Regions from separate parts of the Mus musculus genome. Here region 1 is linked to region 2. The links are chromatin loops, found by intact Hi-C in ENCODE. Cell type or tissue: heart. All regions are shown on one strand. Each heading gives the region's core, and the rest is flanking DNA. Links, peaks and the distances in the headings are about the cores only. Region 1 overlaps Flt1 (FMS-like tyrosine kinase 1). Region 2 overlaps Flt1 (FMS-like tyrosine kinase 1).

The links. Peaks named below come from ENCODE experiments on the same cell type or tissue, not always from the same donor. Only the 100,000 strongest peaks of a DNase experiment are listed, where the experiment ranks them.
Region 1: a loop joins it to region 2, with 2.9 times the contacts of the local background. A loop is called at or near these places in 6 of 42 quality-filtered maps.

What each region holds. Positions count from the first base shown.
Region 1 is chr5:147,579,343-147,589,021 of GRCm38, forward strand. Flt1 (FMS-like tyrosine kinase 1) reads right to left here. Exons shown (of 30, transcript NM_010228.4): 20 at 9,186-9,274; 21 at 3,209-3,362; 22 at 2,761-2,858; 23 at 960-1,082. Among named protein-coding and RNA genes, the nearest start is that of Gm35383, 76 kb to the right of the region's middle. In heart, for the core only: a CTCF peak has its summit at 4,797 (motif pointing right); DNase peaks (open chromatin) are centred at 1,039, 4,789 and 5,539; H3K4me3 peaks cover 525 bases.
Region 2 is chr5:147,641,750-147,651,428 of GRCm38, forward strand. Flt1 (FMS-like tyrosine kinase 1) reads right to left here. Exons shown (of 30, transcript NM_010228.4): 12 at 4,376-4,484. Among named protein-coding and RNA genes, the nearest start is that of Gm35383, 13 kb to the right of the region's middle. In heart, for the core only: a CTCF peak has its summit at 3,795; DNase peaks (open chromatin) are centred at 3,682 and 4,742; H3K27ac peaks cover 2,718 bases.

The DNA of each region.
Region 1 (9,679 bases), core at 755-8,754, 62 kb before region 2:
TCTGACGCCCTCTTCTGGCCTCCTTGGGCACTGCATGCATGCAGTACACACATTTAGGTAAACCACTCATACACAAAATAAAAGTTAAAAAGAAAAGAAACAGTAACTAAGAAGGGTTTCTGAAAGTGTGTTCCCCCGGGTGTCCGCATAGTATGGTCCAGAAACTTGTTGAAAGTGCAGATTCCAGTCTCCCTCCACCCTCCCCACCCTCCCCACCCTCCCCACCTTCCTCACCCTCCCTCTGGACCTTCTGCATCAAGGGATCTGGGGTGAGGACAGCAAGTCTTGGTTCAGAAAGGCTGCTAGGTGATGTGTGTGTTTCCTACAGTCTGAGAGCCCTGCTGCAGAGCAATCAAGAGAACCCAGACATTATTAGCTGAAGCCCTCCTGGCAGAGGCCAGACAAGAGAGGACACTAAAGGTCACCCAGTAAGTGACAAATAACATTATGTTCAAAAACAAATGAGGAAGAGAGGCCAGCATGAGCCAGAAGGGAGATGGGTCCCACGGAAGGCGTCCCTGGAGGTAAGCAGCTTCCTCCGTTCAAGATAGTGTGTACCCTCCCGCACTCTTTCCGGAAGTACAGACACCTGCTGAATCAATCACCGGGGCTTATCTGAGGGGAAGAGGCCACGCTGTTCTTTTCAGTGGGACATGGGACTCCCAGAGGGGTGGTGGGCAGAGACTGATGTGGTCTCTGCAGGGCTCAGCCGGCTGCTCAGGTTAACAAGTCTCAAGTGGTCCTTCTATCAGGACAGGTACCCAGCCAGGGATCAGAGAAAGAAGATTCCATCCCCAGAGTTCTCAGCACACAGCTCTTCTGGACCATCTATCTTCGCAGAGCCACATGGGCATTTGGGGAATGACTGCTGAGAAACGTAAGTGTTTGCAAGGGCTTCGGTCTGTGGCCTAAACTCGACAGGGTAGAAAGGGATCGAACGCGCCCCCAAGCTCACTCACATCTCCTCTCCTCACATAATCAGGGTTCTTATAAATATCCCGGGCCAGGCCAAAGTCGCAAATCTTCACCACATTGTTCTCAGATAAAAGGATGTTTCTCGCTGCCAGGTCCCGATGAATGCACTGTAATAAAACAGTTATGTAATGAACGCACTTCCCGAATCAAGCTGCTTAATTTCCTGTATCCACTCTGGGTCATTATTCTTTGAAAAAAAAAAAAAAACAACTGTGTGTGTGTATATGTATGAGTGTGTGTGAGTATGTGTGTATGTGCGAGTGAGCGTGTGTGCACACACAAGCACTCATGTGAGCATGCATATACCATGACATGCATGTGGAGGGCAACCGTGTGAGTTCCTGGGATCGAACTGAAGTCATCAATTTGGCAGCAAATACCTTTACCTGCTGAGCCGGCTCACTGGCCCTGGTATCATTATTCTTAATTCTAATTTCCATTTCATCTGTGGTAGAGGGAGCATCTCTCAGCACACACCTAGCTACCATAAACACAATGTGCTTCTTGTGCAAGTACAAGGTCCAGGTGGCTCAAAGGACACGTTCTAAATCAGCCAGGCTCCTGTTCTATGGGAGCGTACTGGTCAACCGCACCGGCAGTCTGAATTTTGCCAGTGAGTGAGATTTTCCCCTGTGGCCTTTTAGAGCAGATCTTTGGGAGCTGTGGTTAGGGGTGATTTGTTTTGTTGGCTGTTTACGTTGTTTGCCGCTGTTGCTGGTTTTAAGACAGACTCCCGAGGTGTTGTGTACCCTGACCCGGAACTCACTCAGGTTGGCATGTAACCAGGAATCCCCCTGCCTTGGCCTCTCAGGTGCCTGGATGCCCATGGTTTGGGCTTGAGCTGAGGGTTTCTGAGAAGCCTCAGGTGGGTATACTGAAGATAGCTTCTTCATGAAGCCTGGAGAGTTTAGAAGCACGCCAGAGGGCACCGTGGAAGACAGCGCTCCTGGGTTTGTGTAGTCCAAAATACCCAGGAAGATTTTACCCTTAAATGCTATCCGCAGGCTCAATATCCTGGTACCTCTCCATATCAGAGCAAATCTAGGTTATTGTGGTGAGGTCTGGTGTATAGTTAACAACCTAAACAAATATAAACAAATACTAGAAAAATAGCTTCACAGCAGAGGTGTGTGTCCAGGCCTCACAAAAAGACAAATCAGTAGCAGAATGCATTTTCAAATACGTTACCATTAAGTTATAAAAATATATCCAACCCGATTTAAGTTGAGAATTGATGTCATTCTTGTATATTGGTTAACATATGCAATCTGTATGTTTTCATACATCATTTAAAAGGTCAAAATAAAAGTGGGGAGCAGGGAAGAGACTTGAAAGGCACACGTGTGTTGGATGTTCTAAGTTTAATAACATACATAAAAACAAATTCTAAAATGTAAAGTGAAAGCTTTTGAAAAAAACTCAAAACCTTTTTTTATCTCTGATTAAGAAAGTTAAAGAAGGGGCTGGAGAAATGTCTTGGCAGTAAAGAGCACTGACTGCTCTGCCAGAGGTCCTGAGTTCAATTCCCAGCAACCATGTGGTGACTCACAACCATCTGTAATGGGATCTGATGCCCTCTGCTGGTGTGTCTGAAGACAGAGTACTCAGGTGTGTGTGTGTGTGTGTGTGTGTGTGTGTGTGTGTATGTGTATATATATATATATATATGCAGGTGTATATATGTGTGTACATATGTACATATGCATATATAAAAGATTTGCAGTATTAAAAAACATTCTTTTTTTTTTTTTTAAATAAAGTTAGACTACAAAGAGATGAGCTGACCTTTCTGGAGGACAGAAACTCCATGCCTCTGGCCACTTGGAAACTGTAGGAAATCAGGTCTTCCATGGTGAGGGGCTGCTTGGAGATCTCACTGTAATCTACGGAGCATTCGAATCTTGTAAAGATTTTTGTGCCTGCACCAAATCCCCATTTATTGAAACAATATTCACAAAGTATAAGACACACCAAGGACGCCACAGTTCATTGGCAAGAGAGTTTGAGTCTCAACTCAAGCATCAGAGATGTTTTCCCAGGCTGCGGGGTTGAGGGGTGGGGGTGAAGGGTAGGGGAATGGAGATTGGGCACAATGGGTGTGACCTGGTAGGACATTACCCCCATTCCCAGGATGTTTATTAGGGTGATAAATCCGGAAGGAAAAAAATGTGTGAGATGTGTAGTGTGTTGTAGAAATCCCCGAGACTGGAGGCCGGGAGGAGCGGATACGTACCCTCGTCTCCTTCCACATCGCTCACGCTTCGGTCTTCAGGGAAGCTGGAGCTGGTGACACTTGAGCTGCTGACACTGTCTAGGCGGGGCTTCTGGCCCTGCTCCAGGCCTGGTTCCAGGCTCTCTTTCTTGAGCTCCATATGCAAGGCTGCGTCCTTAGCATAGACAAGAAGCACAGGAGTGAGAGGGGCCCAAGGCAGAGATGGCTGCCGTCCGGATTGGACAAGCCACTGGACCCCGAATGCACACTGGGTGCTAGGCATTTATTTCCCAGGCTGTAGAATCTTTTATGTTCTTGCATGGGTTCCTAGTGAACACCTCAGATCCAGGCAACTGATAAATACTGAACACTTAGTGTGAGCTAGCATACACTTCCTCAACTTCCCCAAGAGCTTATGTCATTTTACTAAATAATTGTCAAAATAGTGTTTGTTTTGTCTTACGAGGTATGGGCGTGGTTTGAGACAGCATTTCTATGTAGTCCTTGATGTCCTGGAACTCAGAGATCTACCTGCCTCTATCCCCCGAGTGCTGGAATTAAAAGTGTGTGTTACCACCACCTGATTTGTTTTTTAAAATAGATTTATTTTATTTTTATTTATGTGTATGTGAACATGCATTTGGGTGTCTACCAAAGCTAGACAACGTCATTGGATTCCCTAGACCTGGGGTCAAAGCAGGTTGTGCCAATATGGGTGCTGGGGGAACAGTGCTCCTAACTGCTAAGCCTTCTCCCTCTTCCCCTCCCTCCCTCCCTCCCTCCCTCCCTCCCTCCCTCCCTCCCTCCCTCCCTCCCTCCCTCCCTCCCTCTCTCCCTCCCTTATAAAACAATTCATACACAAGCTGGTTCTGAAGAGCTAAGTCATCAAAGCCACAGCTAATAATTGGCAAAGCCTGAAAGCTTGCGCTAGCGTCCAACCAAGTCTGTCTCTGCTGCTTTTTGTAGCACATGCCCTGTTGTTTGAAAGGTGACAGAGAGTTTGATAGCCTCACTCAGGTGGTGTGAAAGCCTCTGTAATCCCTGCAGAGGCTCAAGTTACCAGTTCCTCTCATTTCCTCGGGGAGAGAAGAGGAGATACACCTTTCTCTTGGTTTCCCTTTGAGGATGTCACACCACTGCATCCTATCATGAATAGCAAAGGCGGCTCACTGTGGGCATCTGAATCTTGCTGCTTTTCCTCTGCCTTCTCTATAGAGTCTTCTGGCTCCTCTACTAATCATGCCATCATGGGCAAATCCTTTCATGTTTGTCTGCGTTTCATCTTTCTCGTCTGGAAGGCACTACATATTATTACAGTTTGTGCCTCGCAGGAAAGGACTTCCGTGTTCTACTGTTTTGCCTACCGTAACTCATCTACTGCTTCACACTAGAGACGCATCCTGCTCAGTGGCTTTCAGGACGCGGCTGTGTGCCCATGCGTACCCGCATGTGTATATACCCACAGGGGCCTGTGTACCGTACAGCCTGGCTTCTGCTGGCTTCTGTGTACCTAGACAGGAGCTGGGAGGGAATGAAGTTCAGCGCTAGGATTAAACAGCCTTGACTTTTCTGGGATGTCACTAAGAAGAAGCAGTCCTTCCACTAGAGGGCGCCAGGGAGCAAGCAGAAGATCCAACAAACTTTAGGAGGGACAGCAGCAAGCAGCACTGTGATATAGGGTACAGAGGGGTTCCCACATCCTGAAAAAAAAGAGTCTCCTGGGGACACACCCCATACAAACATTTCCTCGAGTCATGTCCCTGAAGGGAGTTTTGCTCTCTCAGTTCTTCTCAAATCCTGTCTGGGATTTCAGGAGTGAAGACAAGTTATATTGCGTGTAACCCACCCTAGACACCTTTTCCTCGTGGCAGGTAGAAAGCCAAACAGTCCAAAGGACCATCATTTTTCTCTCCACGAGGCAGCTAGCCCTGCTCAGACGGAGTCTGGAGTTTTATTTTCTGAAAGCGTACTGCCTTCTTCCTCACAGCTCTCAGAAGCTACGGGGTAGAACCTGTCCCCAGGTTACCCTACCCTTCCTCGCACCCCAGTTCAGCTATGCTCAGCAGCAGTGTGCCACCAAAGACAGGTTACGTTAGTGGACTCTGGGGACTAAGGCAGAATAGTAGGTTAATCACAAAGCACATTTAAGAATCTTGACGGATTTGGGCCGTTCCTCCATCTCTCCTTCCTATTCCTTTAGGTTCCAAATGTGACAGATAGTCATGAGTTTTCCATAAAACACAGCTCCACCAAGTGCCATGGGGAAGTAAACCAGTAAATATAGCCCCGAAAGGAAGCAAGCTCCTCCAAACAAAGGACGCACAAACCCAAACGCTCCATCCTGCCAAGTCCCTGGGGTGTTCTGAGGGCTTAGCGCTTCCTGAGCCCAGTCTAGGACATCAAGATCGACAGGAATCTGTGCTGCTCTCAGCTCGGGGCACCGCTGCACCCCTTATTTAGTGGGGGTCTGAGAAAAAAATTCTAAAGCTGGAGGTGAAGCAAGATAGGTCTTTCTCCTCTCTTTATCTTGTGGTTACTGTGTTCTTAAGCCAATTTCTTTATTACACTAGTATATATATATTTATTTGTGCTTGTCTGCTGCGTGCACAAATGCAGAAGCCAGAGGACAACTTGCTGGAGTTGGTTCTCTCCTTCCATCATGTGAGTCCCAGGGATCAGACTCAGGTCATCAGGCTTGGCAGCAAGCCTCTTTATCTAGACTGAGCCATCTTGCCAGCCATTTCCTGACTTCTCTGGTGATACACACACACACAGACACACACACACACACACACACACACACAGAGCACAGAGTAGATTTAAGATTTCAGTTTTTGGAAAGCCTAGTTTATAAGGGGGAAATATAGCTGGGCATGGTGGTAAACACCTTTAATTCTGGCACTCAGGAGGCAGAGGTAAGTGGATCTCTGTGAGTTCCAGGACAGCCAGGGATACATAGTGAGACCCTGTCTCAAACAATAGAATGAGGGAATATGTAATATATTCAACAGTCTGGTGGGACAACTATGTCTTTGATAAAACCATAGTCTGAGATGAAAAGGTGGGTCAGCTATCCAGTTTTCCTTGCTTTATTTGTAACAAGGTCTCTCTCCCCCCACCTCTCTCTCTCTCTCTCCATATATATGTATATACTTATTTATTTATTTAAATTATGTATATAAGGGTATGTGTGAATCTGCGTGTGCGTCTCTGAGCACAGGCACCCTCAGTGAGTAGAGAGATCAGATTGCCTGGAGCTATAGTAACAGACAGTTGTGAGCTATCTAATGTGGGTGCTGGGAGCCGAACTCAGGACCTTTGGTAGAGCAGAAAGAGCTCCTAACCGCAGAGCCATCTCTCCACTCCTGGTCTCACTCTATTTTCCAGGCTGATGTCTAACACTTGGGCTCACACAATCCTCCATCTCAGCAGCCAGAACTGCTTGCAGGTACTGCAACGTCTAGTTGTCTTCTGTGGTGTCTTCCCTACATATCAGAGATGGGCACCGTTCCTAGAACTCTGAAGGTTCATTCAACCATGTGCATTAGCTGTGTTCAATTGAACTCTCTGTGTCTCTGTTTGTCTCTCTCTCTCTCTCTTTCTCTCTGTTTCTCTCTCTATGTGTGTGTCTCTGATTCTCTCTGTCTCTGTCTTTCTAATGCAGGGGAGGGGACAGACACAGGGCCTCACTCGTGACAAATAAGAACTCCCCCACTGAGCTACACCCCATCCTTCAACATCCTAGTGGATAAAAATTGACAAAAGGGGACAACTAAATGCTTAAGGGAAGAGTTTCGTTTTCCCAACAGTCTCACCCTGGGTTCTATTATTAGCGCCACTGAATACAAGGAACTGGAGCCTAAAGAGACTGACTAATTTGTTCAAGGCCAGGTCTTATGAGAGGAGACTTGGAATTTAAACCTGGAAAATCTGGTTGTGGAGCCAGAGAGCTTGCCTCCAATGTGCGCCTCCCAGATGCCGGTGACTGGCTAACTGTCAGTCACTGTCTCCCTGGCCAATTCAGCCCAGAGAGGGACAGCAGTGGGACCACAAAGCATACCACAGTGTTTGAATCCATGGCTTCTTCTTTAGAGCTGGCCTTTCCTGAAAGACTATGTGTCCTCCCAGTATTCTTGTGTGTTTGTTTGTTCTCTGTGTGTGTGTATATGTTTAGTGTGTGTGTATGCGGTGTGTGTGTATGTGATATGTGTATATGTGGTGTGTGTGGTGTATGTGGTGTGTGTGGTGTATGTGGTGTGTGTATGTGTATATGTGTGTATGTGTGTATGTTGTGTGTGTATGTAGTGTGTATATGTGTATGTATGTGTGTGTATGTGGTGTGTGTATATGTAGTGTGTGTGTATGTGGTGTATGTGTGTGTATGTGGTGTGTGTATATGTAGTGTGTATATATGTGGTGTATGTGTGTGCATGTGGTGTGTGTATATGTAGTGTGTGTGTGTGGCATATGTGTGTGTGTGTGTTTCATGCAGAATGATGCCGCAAGTGCAGGGCCTCCCTGGGAAAGCAGAGGAACCCAAACTCCACTCCTGCCAAAAACAGCGGTTAAGCTGCAGAGTGGCTTGGCACACCTGTAACTCCAGTGCTGTGAAGTGGAGGCAGAAGGATGGTTGGAGCTTGCTAGCTGCCAGCCTAGCTCCAGGTTCAGTGAGAGACCCAGGCTTGAGGGGGTAAGGAAGAGATTGACAGAGCAAGACTCCAGTATCTTCCTCTGGCCTCTGTGCACACACCACACATGTGCATTCGCGCTCATACAGAGACACATACAATGCACATATACACTCACAGACATACACACAACACAGACACTCACATATGTGTACATATATACCCACACACAACACACACATATAAACATATACCACACATACACACCACACACATGCACACACACAACCTGCATATATATGCATACACTGCACACAAACACATATACACACAATACACACATACACACACATATATATAAACACAACACACACATATATGTATATATGTTATATATACATATATAATATATTTATACTATATGCACACACACACAACATGCATATAACACATACACATGCAAATACACAACAACCACAATAATGAAATAGAAGAGGGAGAGCACTAGATTAAGCACACATGATTTCCTGTTGTAGTCCATCACTGATCTATTGGTAACTATGGAAACCATTCAGTTGTTTGTGCCTTTAGTTTCTCTGATTAGTGAAGCTAATCAGTTGTCCTATAGTCACAGGTATGGCTTTGAGGAACAAGTGCATAAAATCTCGTGCAAGGATGAGGACCTCTGTTCAGATCCCTAGCATCTACACAAAATCTTTCAAGGTAGGGCAGACAGAGGAAGCTGGATCCCAGAGGCTCATTGGAAAGTCACTCTAGAGGAACCGGCCAGCTCTAGGTTCAGTGAGATGCCCCGTCTCAAAAAACTAAGGTGGAGAGGCAGCTGAGGAAGACATCCCCATGTCAACTTCTGGGATTCACACATGGGTAAAGTGCACCTACACATATGTGTACACACACACACACACACACATACACACACACACACAAACCACACACACAAACAAACATACACAAGTGCTGCCATTAAAAAACAGCCATACCTTTAGAATCTAGGCCTGGCTAGTTTTTGTCAATGTGACACAAACGAACTAGAGTCACCTAAGAAGAGAGAACCTTAACTGAGGAGTTCTCTTCCTCACTGTGGCCTGTGGGTATGTCTGTGGAGGGATTTTTTTTCTTTTGACTATTGATTGATGTAGAAGGCCTGTTCACAGTGGGCGGCACAATCCCTAGGCAGGTGGTCCTGAGCCATAGAAGAAAGGTGACTAAGCAAGCCAGGGCAACTGAGGCAGCAAGCAGTGTTCCTCTGTTGTCCTTGCTTGGGTTCCTACCCTGACTTCCCTCAGAGATGGACCCTTGTCAGGACCCATAAGCCACAGCCACAGAGAGGGACCAGGGTGAATCCTTACCTTGTTGAGACAGAATAAGTCACGTTTGCTCTTGAGGTAGTTGGACAGGTTTCCGTATTTGCAGTATTCCACGATCACCATCAGAGGCCCTGCAGCCCAAACAACACGTGCTTAACCACACCAGGTCAGACAGCCGTTCAATAGCTTCCGGTCAGCCCTCGAGACCTCAAACCAACCTGGTTTTATATGGGTAGGGCCCGAGAGTGCACCTGAGACTAGAGGCCATGAGTCAAGGCTCGATTCAGCTTCTGTGGCACAAAACCCGGCCTTGTTAATATAACCGAGAACATGGCCCTCTTCCAATAAAGTTTTATGAACACAGATATTTAAATGTCACCAAACAAAATACTCCTTTCTCTTCTTCCCCACCCCGATGATTCAAAGAGAGCCAGCCATGCTGAGCACAGAGGCTACCTGTCCTCTTCCCACCCTTCTGCAGTGAAAACAGTTTGGGGGGAAGGAAGCACCCCCTCATCCCTCAGGGCTCCAGAAAG
Region 2 (9,679 bases), core at 558-8,557:
TCACAGGTTTCCTGATGGAAGATTTTGTTTATCTTTGCCAAGAACCTTCAGGAATCTCAAAATAAAACGCATTTAGTGACACTGAGAAATGAGAGAGACAAGGTTTCATCTTCCAGTTTCTCTCCCAGTGATGGCTCACACACACACACACACACACACACGCTGCATCTAGAAAAGAGAAAAACAACAAACAAACAAACAAACAAACAACCAGGTCTATCCTGAAAGCCTGTTTCTGAACTGGACACAGTTTCTGAAGTCATCAGACAGCTCTTAGGACCATCTGTTTCTCAATGTAACCCCTTCAGCATTTGCTTTTGATCCATAGAAGACTGTAGACAAATAAATTATCTTTAATGGTTTAATAAACCCAGAGGGATTCTCTCCTTAATTCTTCCCCCGCCCCCCAAACCCTGAGTATAAATCCTAAGAAGAGCTGCTCTCCACGGGACTAGAGAGCTGGCTCAGTGGTTAAGAACACTGGTTGCTCTTCTAGAGGACCTGGGTTCAATTCCCAGCACTCACATGGCAGCTCACAACTGTCTCCAACTCCAGTTCCAGGGAATCTGACACCCTCAAACACACATACATTTAGGCAAGACACTGATGCACGTAAAATAGGAGTTGTTCTCCAGCTCAGCCATCACTCTCCTCACTATATAACACTCATCCGTATAGGATGAGACTTACTACAGTCTCCTGAGGGGTCCGTGAGAGAAGCCAGCCTCACTTTCAGAAGACATGGCCAATCCCCTGTGGGGAAAGCATGCCCCGGTGGAAGCAGGCACCGTGAGGCAGGCATTTCCACCTGACTGGGATGGCCCCAAAGAGACTGAAAAGGTTGAGCAATCTTAATTGGACCACTGGCAGGAGTAGTCCCTGAACGTGCATGAACGGATACTAGAGATCTCTGCTGAGGTCACAGGTACCAGCTACAATTGAGCAGCAGAATTAGGAAGGCATGCTGTCAAAGGCTGCTGATGGCCACAGCCAGCTGCTTCTCTCCACCGAGGAAGGGAAGTTACAGCGTTCTGAGAACCGATAAAGCATCAAATAGATCTTTACAGAATTCAAAGTTTAGACAGGCACTTTAGGGGGCTGGGGGGTCCCCAGGATTTAACTCAGTGTCTCCTATGTGATACCAGGGGGAGGGGGCTTTACCACTGAGCTACATGTTATGTCTGCTCCTACATAGCAGCAGCTATTTAAGTATTACCGGGGAGGGACTGGAGGGATGGCTCAGTGGTTAAAAGCACTTGTTGCTCTTGCGGAGGACCCAGATTTGGTTTTCCAGAACCCACCACATGGCTCACAACTACCTGTAACTCCAGTTTTAGGGCACCCAAAGCCCTCTCCTGGCCTTCGGTGGACACTAGGCATGTGTGTGGTACATGTACATGCATGCCGGCCAAACGCTCACAAACACAATATAAAATAAATAAATACAGAAAACTGAAGTGGTACCCTGGGCCAAGTATAAGACACACACACACACACACACACACACACACACAGTACACATCTTCTTATATCCTACAACATACACTACACATAAGATATATTTATATATCTATCTATCCATCCATCTATTCTTATTTTTCCTAGAAAATAAACTTGTTATGTACAAGGGTCCTAAAAGTGCTTAACCTTATATGTCCTAAGACTAAATCTTAGGCTGGGTGTGATGGGGCACATCTTTAATCCCAGCACTTGGGAGGGAGAGGCAGGCCAGCCTAGTTTATATATGAGTTCCTAGACAACCAAGGGTTTAGGATCAGACCCTTTCTTAAATGAATACAAATAAAATAAAAAACAATTGGAGCAAAAATCCGATATGAAAAAATATAATAATTAGCTAAAAGCCAATAGTGGTTATAAGCGATTCAGTCTACCATCCATCTCAATTTACGCTCTCCAGCGCTGGTTGAAGAGAGCCACGGGGAGGAAGCGAATCCTAAATAACAAGGCTGAGATGATGCGCTGCTTTTAGGCATTAAGATGAAAGTTTCTGTGTGCTTTGAGAAGCACTGTGAGCTTCCAGTAGGCATTTCCTTCCCCCAAATTCAGCATGTCCTCTCCCAGAACACACTCAGACCCAAGCCAGAAGGGCCCTGCCCCAAGCCATTAGATGGCCTGCTCTGGTTGGACCCTTAGAATGTGCAATATTGATGGGCCAATGGTATGTGCCCATTATCTAGATAATGCCCAAGATTCCCAGAGAAGACAGATGGCTCTTAAGGCTGCCACTAGACTTCTCTGCCTCTGCCAGAGGGCTGGCAGGCATCCCTAGTCAATATAAGAAATGGCTGAAGAGCTGTGGAGGGAAGGGTCCGGGAGCAGATGTGGGCATGGCTCTCACTCACAGGGATGGAGTGAGAGGCATGGCAGGTACTGTTGCTCTTGGCTCAGCAGCCCTGAGAGGCCCCAGGACTCTAAGCCTAGCCTGGCCTTGAGGTCCTGATGTAGGCACAGTTGTCCACAAGAAGTTGGAACATCTGTAAAGGTTTGTGGGATGGTTTTAGATGAGTCTCGGGGGGGCTAAAGAGTTTGTGGGCGGCTGCTGGTGCTTTCCTTTAGCTCGGAACACGTAGAGGAAGCCTAGCCTCTTCCCTCTATCTGTTCATGCCCGCCCCCACACCCACAGCTCAGTACCCTCCAGTTCTCCCCCTCAGAGGCTTAGAGCTGACACGCAGCTTTGGAGTACTGATCAGTGGTCTATGTGACTGAAGGCCTGAATTTTATTTCATTTATTTTAAATTGATTAAAATTTGAGCAGGGGTGGGGTGTATGTGTGTGTTGTTTTATTTCTCTGATGAATACAGGGCTATGGGCATAGCTCAGTGGTAAAACATCTGCATCACGTCTGGAGTTCAATCGCCAGGAAAATAACCCCCTAAATGTTGACTACATATTAAAAATGTAATATAGTATTTTAGATATACTGCTTAAACAAAATGTTATTCTTTCTTCCTTTTTTGTTTTATTTTTATTTATTTGTTTTGTTGTTTGTTTTTTGTTTTGTTTTTTTAAGACAGGGTTTCTCATTTTAGCCCTGGCTGTCCTGGACCAGGTTGGCCTAAGACTCATATATCCTGCCTGCCTCTGTTTCCCAAGTGCTGGGATTAAAGGCGTATACCACCAATACTTAGCAATAGTTTGTTGCTACTTCAGAACTGTCATTTTGCTACTGCTATGGATTGCAAAATGTTTCCCGATGGTCTTAGGTGACCCCTATGAAAGGGTGGAGCGACCTCCCCATGCAGGTTGAGAACTGCGGGTTTACTCCAAAGCTCCTGGATTTACTCCTAGACTAATCTTAGTGAAATCTTTGTGAGCATCCTTCCCCAGCAAAGGCCTTTGCTACTGGGAGCGGATATAAGAGGAACACTGTCTTCTGCTCTTGTAAGGTGGGAAGGTGAGGACCAGTCCTCGGTCAAGGGGGCTTTGCTGTGGTGTTCTCCCCTCTCCAGAGAATGCAGGGCACTGTCCAGGTCCAACCTGTGAGAATGACCTTCAGGACGGCTCCACGGCCCAGACTCTTTAGGGTTTGGCTGCAGGCTCCCATCATCGGAAAACGCAAACGCCTTATGAACTCAGGGCTGCCTATTTCTTTCTGGAGACTTCTAGGCACTGTCAGCAGCCTGCTCCGTGCAGTGTGAAGTTTCCAGAGGGTTGGCAGGCTGCCCAGGTTCCCTCAGAAACTGGGGAGGCGTGGAGCCAGGCAATTGTTTTTAGACTTTGAGCAACTTATTTCCTTCCTGGACTCACCGAGGGACATAAGGAGCGCCACTTGAGTACTTTGCAGGTTTAAAGATTTGTAGAGACCATCAGGGTTTAAAGTTAAAAATTCTTAAATGCTCAAAAAAAAATAGCCCATTAATTATGAGGAACAAAGCCCACTTTCAGATTTTGACAGGGGAGTCTGAGTCTCCCAAAGGGCTAAATTACTTCAACTATGCATTTCTAAGTAAAACAAACAATCAAACAAAAAACCCACAACCTCCTTCCCCAAACCAAAAAACAAACAATCAAAAAACCCGTCTAATATCATAGGGGTTGGAAGTGAACTATGTACCAGACCCAGAGGTAGGTCTTGAGGGGGGTCCAAGAGTGAGGATATAAGATCCCAAATTTAGAACCCAGTCTGGGAAAGAGACACAGACACAATTGAGAGAATTCCGGGAAGTGGCTCTTTAGAGAAGCTAAAGATGTTGTGGAATTCTATCCGAGAGCAAGGATGGAGGTCCTCACAGTGTGACAAGTCTATGTTTAAAAAAAAGGGGGGGGGAATCACCAAGGGCGTTAAAAGCAAAGAGAAAAAGAAGAAAGACTGAGGTCACCCAACTTCCCTGTAGGTGAAGTCCCGATAGCTTACCTGTGACATAAAATTTTATGTTTCTTTCCACAGTCCCTATTTTATTGAAGGCCCGGCAGCTGTAGATTCCAGGGGTCTGAGAGTCAGCCACCACCAATGTGCTAACCGTCTGCAAAAGACACAAAGTTCAGCTGGGACAGAGATCGATAGGAACGGCCCTGAGCGAGCGGCTAAGGGTTGGAGTGATTCAGATGTTCCATTCACATAGAGGGTATGGCAGGGGTGGTAGCCACCAGCAAGCTCTCTGCTTTGGAGCCCCACTACGAATAGAAAAATAACAGGAAAACAGGTCCTCAGGAGACCGGAGCCCATGACATCCGACCTACGAGGGTTTTCGGGGCTTATCTCGGTATGTGGCCACAACAATCACAGACCTGAAGCCGGGGTGTGGAACTGCACGTCCCACCCCACGAGGTGGTCAGGCCATGTCTGTGAGAGGAACAGGTGAGGCCCAGGCCTTTCCTGGTGTGGGTGACCTGAGAGCATGGGTGCCAACTGGTCACAGGAGGCATCTATGATGGGCATGAGAATCAAGCAAGGAGAGAAGAGAAGGCGGAGAAGCCAGTTCTCATTTGTGCTCACGGGGTCTGGCTCGCAGCCCCCAGTGGACTTGAAAGGGACAGGAAGTTGAAAGCTAAGCTAGTCGTGCGTGTGTGTGTGTGTGTGTGTGTGTGTGTGTGTGTGTGTGTGTGTTTATAAATTGTGTATTCTCAGGACTTTAATTCTTTATGTACAAAATGAAGATATAAACTGACATTTTAGAGCTATGACTTAGCTGATTGTCCCCAGATGGTGGTCAAGTTGATATGAACCTGGAAGTACTTTTCAAAATAAATAATGTCTACTCTAATCGTAAGGTGAAAACTTAGACAGCTAAAAGACTTCCATTGTTTCCTTTAAAAGAAGAAATTAGAAATATGGACACACTGCTGAGCAGTCTTCCATTGAAAGCCACCATGCCATGAATAGGTAGTGAGGGGGGATTAAAGGTACTTTTTAATACTTCAAATTAGAGACAAATACATAAAACTTGGTCCAGTTCCTCAGAGATTGTAGTCTGTCCTACGACACAAATAACTAGCCATGGTCTGTGAGACTGGGGTACTGTTCTCAGGGTGGTAGATGATTTTGTGTGTCCTGGCGTAAGATAAATGCAATACTACGGGATGCCGGGTGCTTTTGTGAATGAGCATTCCCGAGGGACTGGTCTTGGGGAAGGGACTTAACGTTTTCCGATGGGTGAAGTAATAGTAAGTAGGCACTTAATGTGTGGTCTCTCAATGTCTCTAAGAAATCAAGACATTTCTGTTTTTAATCTAGAGACTAAGCAGACTAAAAACAAGGGCTGGAGAGGTGGTCAGTAGTTAAGAGCACTGGCTGCTCTTGCAGAGGACCTGGGTTCAGTTCCCAGTACCCACGTGGCAGCTCACAGCCATCTGTAACTCCAGTTCCAGAGGATCCAACACCCTCTTCTGGCCTCTGTGAGCACCAGGCTCATACATATTGCATGTACATACATGCAGGCAGAACACTCACACATATAAAACATAGTAAGTAAATCTGAAAGGAAGTCTGACAGCATCCTCTGGTTTTTTTAGGCAGCAAACCCCCTTCTTCATTTCCCACCCCAAATGGTTTCTTGGTTGTTGGAAGTCTCTGCTCAATCCCATCCACTCTTATATCATCTGTGTGTTATCAAACTTCTAGATAACGCAGAGGGCTGGGCTATGTGGTAGTTCTCACTCCGTTTAGTGGATATTCATCACGTGGCTGTAAAGGTACTGCTGGGATATCAATCAGTAGGGAGCATAGCAATCCCCATGGCCAATGACTTTTAAAAGTGTTTGGCCCATTCCCTACTTAAGGTTCCAACATATGCTTTCTCTTCTTCGGGGGTTGGGGGTGTGAGTTGGGTGTGGGTGGGGTAGGAAGATGGCCACTGTAGAAGAGTCTGAGAGTCCAGCTCTCTCTCTCTTTCTCTTTCTTTTGATTGCTAACTTTAACAAAGAGTGGGAGCATATGAGTTCTGATAGCCGCCTTCTCTTAATTATTATACAGACCAGCGAGAGCCACAGAGGACGTAGAAAGCTGTGGTAAGACAAGCTTGTTGGAGACAGTGTGAGGGGAGCCACTAGCTGGTGGGAGCCAGAAGGACAGATTGACGATCAAGTGCATTGTGACCCCCTGTGTTGTCTGGGGAGTCTGAGCTGCATGTCAAAGCTCTTCACGGGAAATCAGAAATGAATGTCTGCACTGAGGGCTTCCTGCTTGCAGTCATCGTAAGCCCACGCTCCTTACAGGAGTTAAGTTCTTACTGTTGATCTGGAAGGACCCCTGCAGAGTCATTTAGATTCTCGGATGTATCGTGGTCCAACTCGGATCTATGGTTTAGTTAGATTTGTCTGCTTAGAAACCCTGTGCCTGTTGGCTTGAGAATATTTGACATTTCAGACAGTCACCATTTATACTGTTGTTAAAATGACTTTGATTTTGCAAAACCCAGAGCTGGGGTTTGTGGCAAGGAGAAGCCAGACTACATATGTACATTTGCCCTGTTTGAGTCCTGCACATAGTGGGCTGGAGAGAGGACACAGTGGTAAAGGCATATGTTCTTGCAGAGGATCAGGGTTTGATTCTTAGTACCCACGTGGTTGCTCATAATGCCCTGTAACTTCAGCTACAGTCACTGTAGCCTCAGGAGATCTGACACCCTCTTCTGATCTCCATGGACACTGGGCAAGCACATGGTGCGCAGATATACATACGTGCAAAGCAATCATGCACATAAAGTCAGTCAGTAAATTAGACTTGCCCACACTGTCTGAAATGGTTGCAGCAGCTTTGGTCTTGCTGAGCCATGTCAGACTTTTCATGTAATCTGAGACTAAAGCTGAGATGCCTGGAGGTGATATGAATCCATGCCATACAATGAATTATGAAGAAAGAGATATAATTCAAGTACATTTTTCTTTGCCTGAATAATGCCTTCCAATATTAGACACGTATGCACAGACGGGCATCCTCCAGAATTGAACTCACCATGGTTTCTGTTAGTGTAGAAATTATGTAAGTGGGGTGTTTATTATTTCTTTGTGGTGGGACCTTCATGCTGTCCTTGATGGTAACATGGACAGCATTATCTTAGCCCCGTGAGATGGGGGCATTAAACAAATAAGGTGACTAAGGTTTCTAGGGGTTAAGGGATGAACCCCAGGACTCCAGAGACCACAGACATGCCTGGGAAGAGCATCTGTACTGGTGTGTAGAACTTGAGAGCTCACACTCTCAGCCTTTGATTGCTTCCCCACCCAAGTGCTTCACACTGGGTAGCAAAACCTATTGACACAGGCCTGTCTACCATTTGAATGGGGTTTTCCTTGAAGGTAGCTCCTTTAATCAGCAGCATAAACTGAACACTATTTTCCTTCTGGGATAGAATTTCACACAAACTGAAAACTTTTCTATTTTTTTCAAGACAGGATTTCTCTGTGTGACAGCCCTGGCTGTCGTGGACTTTATAGACCAGGCTGGCCTCGAACTCCTGAGTGCTGGGATTAAAGGTGTAAACCACCACCCTTCTTTTCCTTTTTCTTTTTCTTTTTCTTTTTCTTTTCCTCTTTCTCTTTCTTTTCTTTTCTTTCTTTCTTTCTTTCTTTCTTTCTTTCTTTCTTTAAGTGATGTGATTTGGAAGTATGATCGATGAATGAAAAGATTCTAATTAAAGAAAAACATTTTTAAACACAGGGTGAAACATAGAACTTATTATGATCAACTTTCCTAAAAATTATTTCACTCTGGTATATTCTTTATCTAGGGAATATGTTTTAAGGTTATAAAATTAAGTATCTTTTCATATAACATCAAAGATATAGGTTGTGTATAGTGGTATATGCCTTTAGTCCCAGTGACAGGAGGCAGAAGAGCTCTGTGTGTTGGAGGCCAGCCTGGTCTACATATTGAAGAGGTCCAGCCAAGGCTACATAGTGAGACCCTGTCTCAAAAACAAGACAAAAATCCATGGCGGGTATTTGACAAGCATAAGACAGGTCAGGTCAGAGACAGGAGCTTAAGCAAGGCTGTGCTCTGCATCCTTTGGTTGTATTGGAAGGCATCTTCTCATGGGGCAGTCAATAAGGATGCATGAGCTGCTTGTCTTAAAGGGACCATTCTGATCCTTGATGTCCACAACAAAGAGGAGAATGAAAAAGGTCAAACAGAATACCAAATTGTCCCTGTTATGTTTTAGAAGAGAAACTGCCAAAGATTTGAGCTGTAACAGATACTTGGAGTTGTAATTGTTTATTTTATAGGACACACTTGAAGGGATGTCTCAAGATGGTCTGCTTGCATTAATTCTATAATCAGTTTGCATTTTCCACAAATGAAGCAAATCGAGGGCCAGTGACGAAGGCAGAAGCATTAAGGTAAACTACCATTAGGACACTCATAGTCAACCAGTCATAGGAGAAGGAAAGACAACCTCACTCCCACTTAAAATCCACAGTGCCCTTCTACAGAGGATGAACACAGCCAATTGCAACATCAAAAAAGATAAAAGGTGAGGTTTTTGGTCCAGTCTAACTCTGCATTCTTAAAGGTTCTGTGCTTGTCACGGGGTCCTTTGATATGTCCCCAGATGTTCATCAAGACTGTCACCAGAAGCCAGACATGGTGGTGCACGCCTTTGATCCCAGCACTTGGGAGGCAAAAGCAGGCAGATCTCTGAATTCGAGACCAGCCTGGTCTACAGAGTGAGTTTCAGGACAGCCCGGGCTAAATAGAGAAACCCTGTCTTGAAACACAAAAAGCCCCCAATCCCAGAAACAAAATAAAATAAAACAAGCAAGCAAACAAAAACAACCAACCAAAAACCTGTCATTAGCTACTGTAAGCTTGGATTTCTTAATTTTCCTTTCCTTCCATTTGCTAAGCCTTAGTAAGTCCTGTCTTCAGCCTCGTGGAATAGACTGAATGGAGGTAATATGTCATTCCGCTTAATTTCCGGGAACACGCTTTTTTTTTTTTTTTTAACCTATTTATGGAATAGAGATTTTAATCTTGGGATGTTTCTAACACTGCTTTCTTCTAAGTCTTTCAGGGAGAAATAGAAGTAGGTGTATAAAGGCCAAGGAAGAGCTGACACACAACAACCACGTGATGGGAAAACAGAAGGTGAGAATTAGGGGGAGCCAGGGGCAGTGTGGGAACTGGACCACAAGCCGTAGTTCCGTAATTAGGACGATCATACACGTCATGGGATTGTCTCAGGCAATTTACATATTTCCTCCTGTACCCTCAAACAAG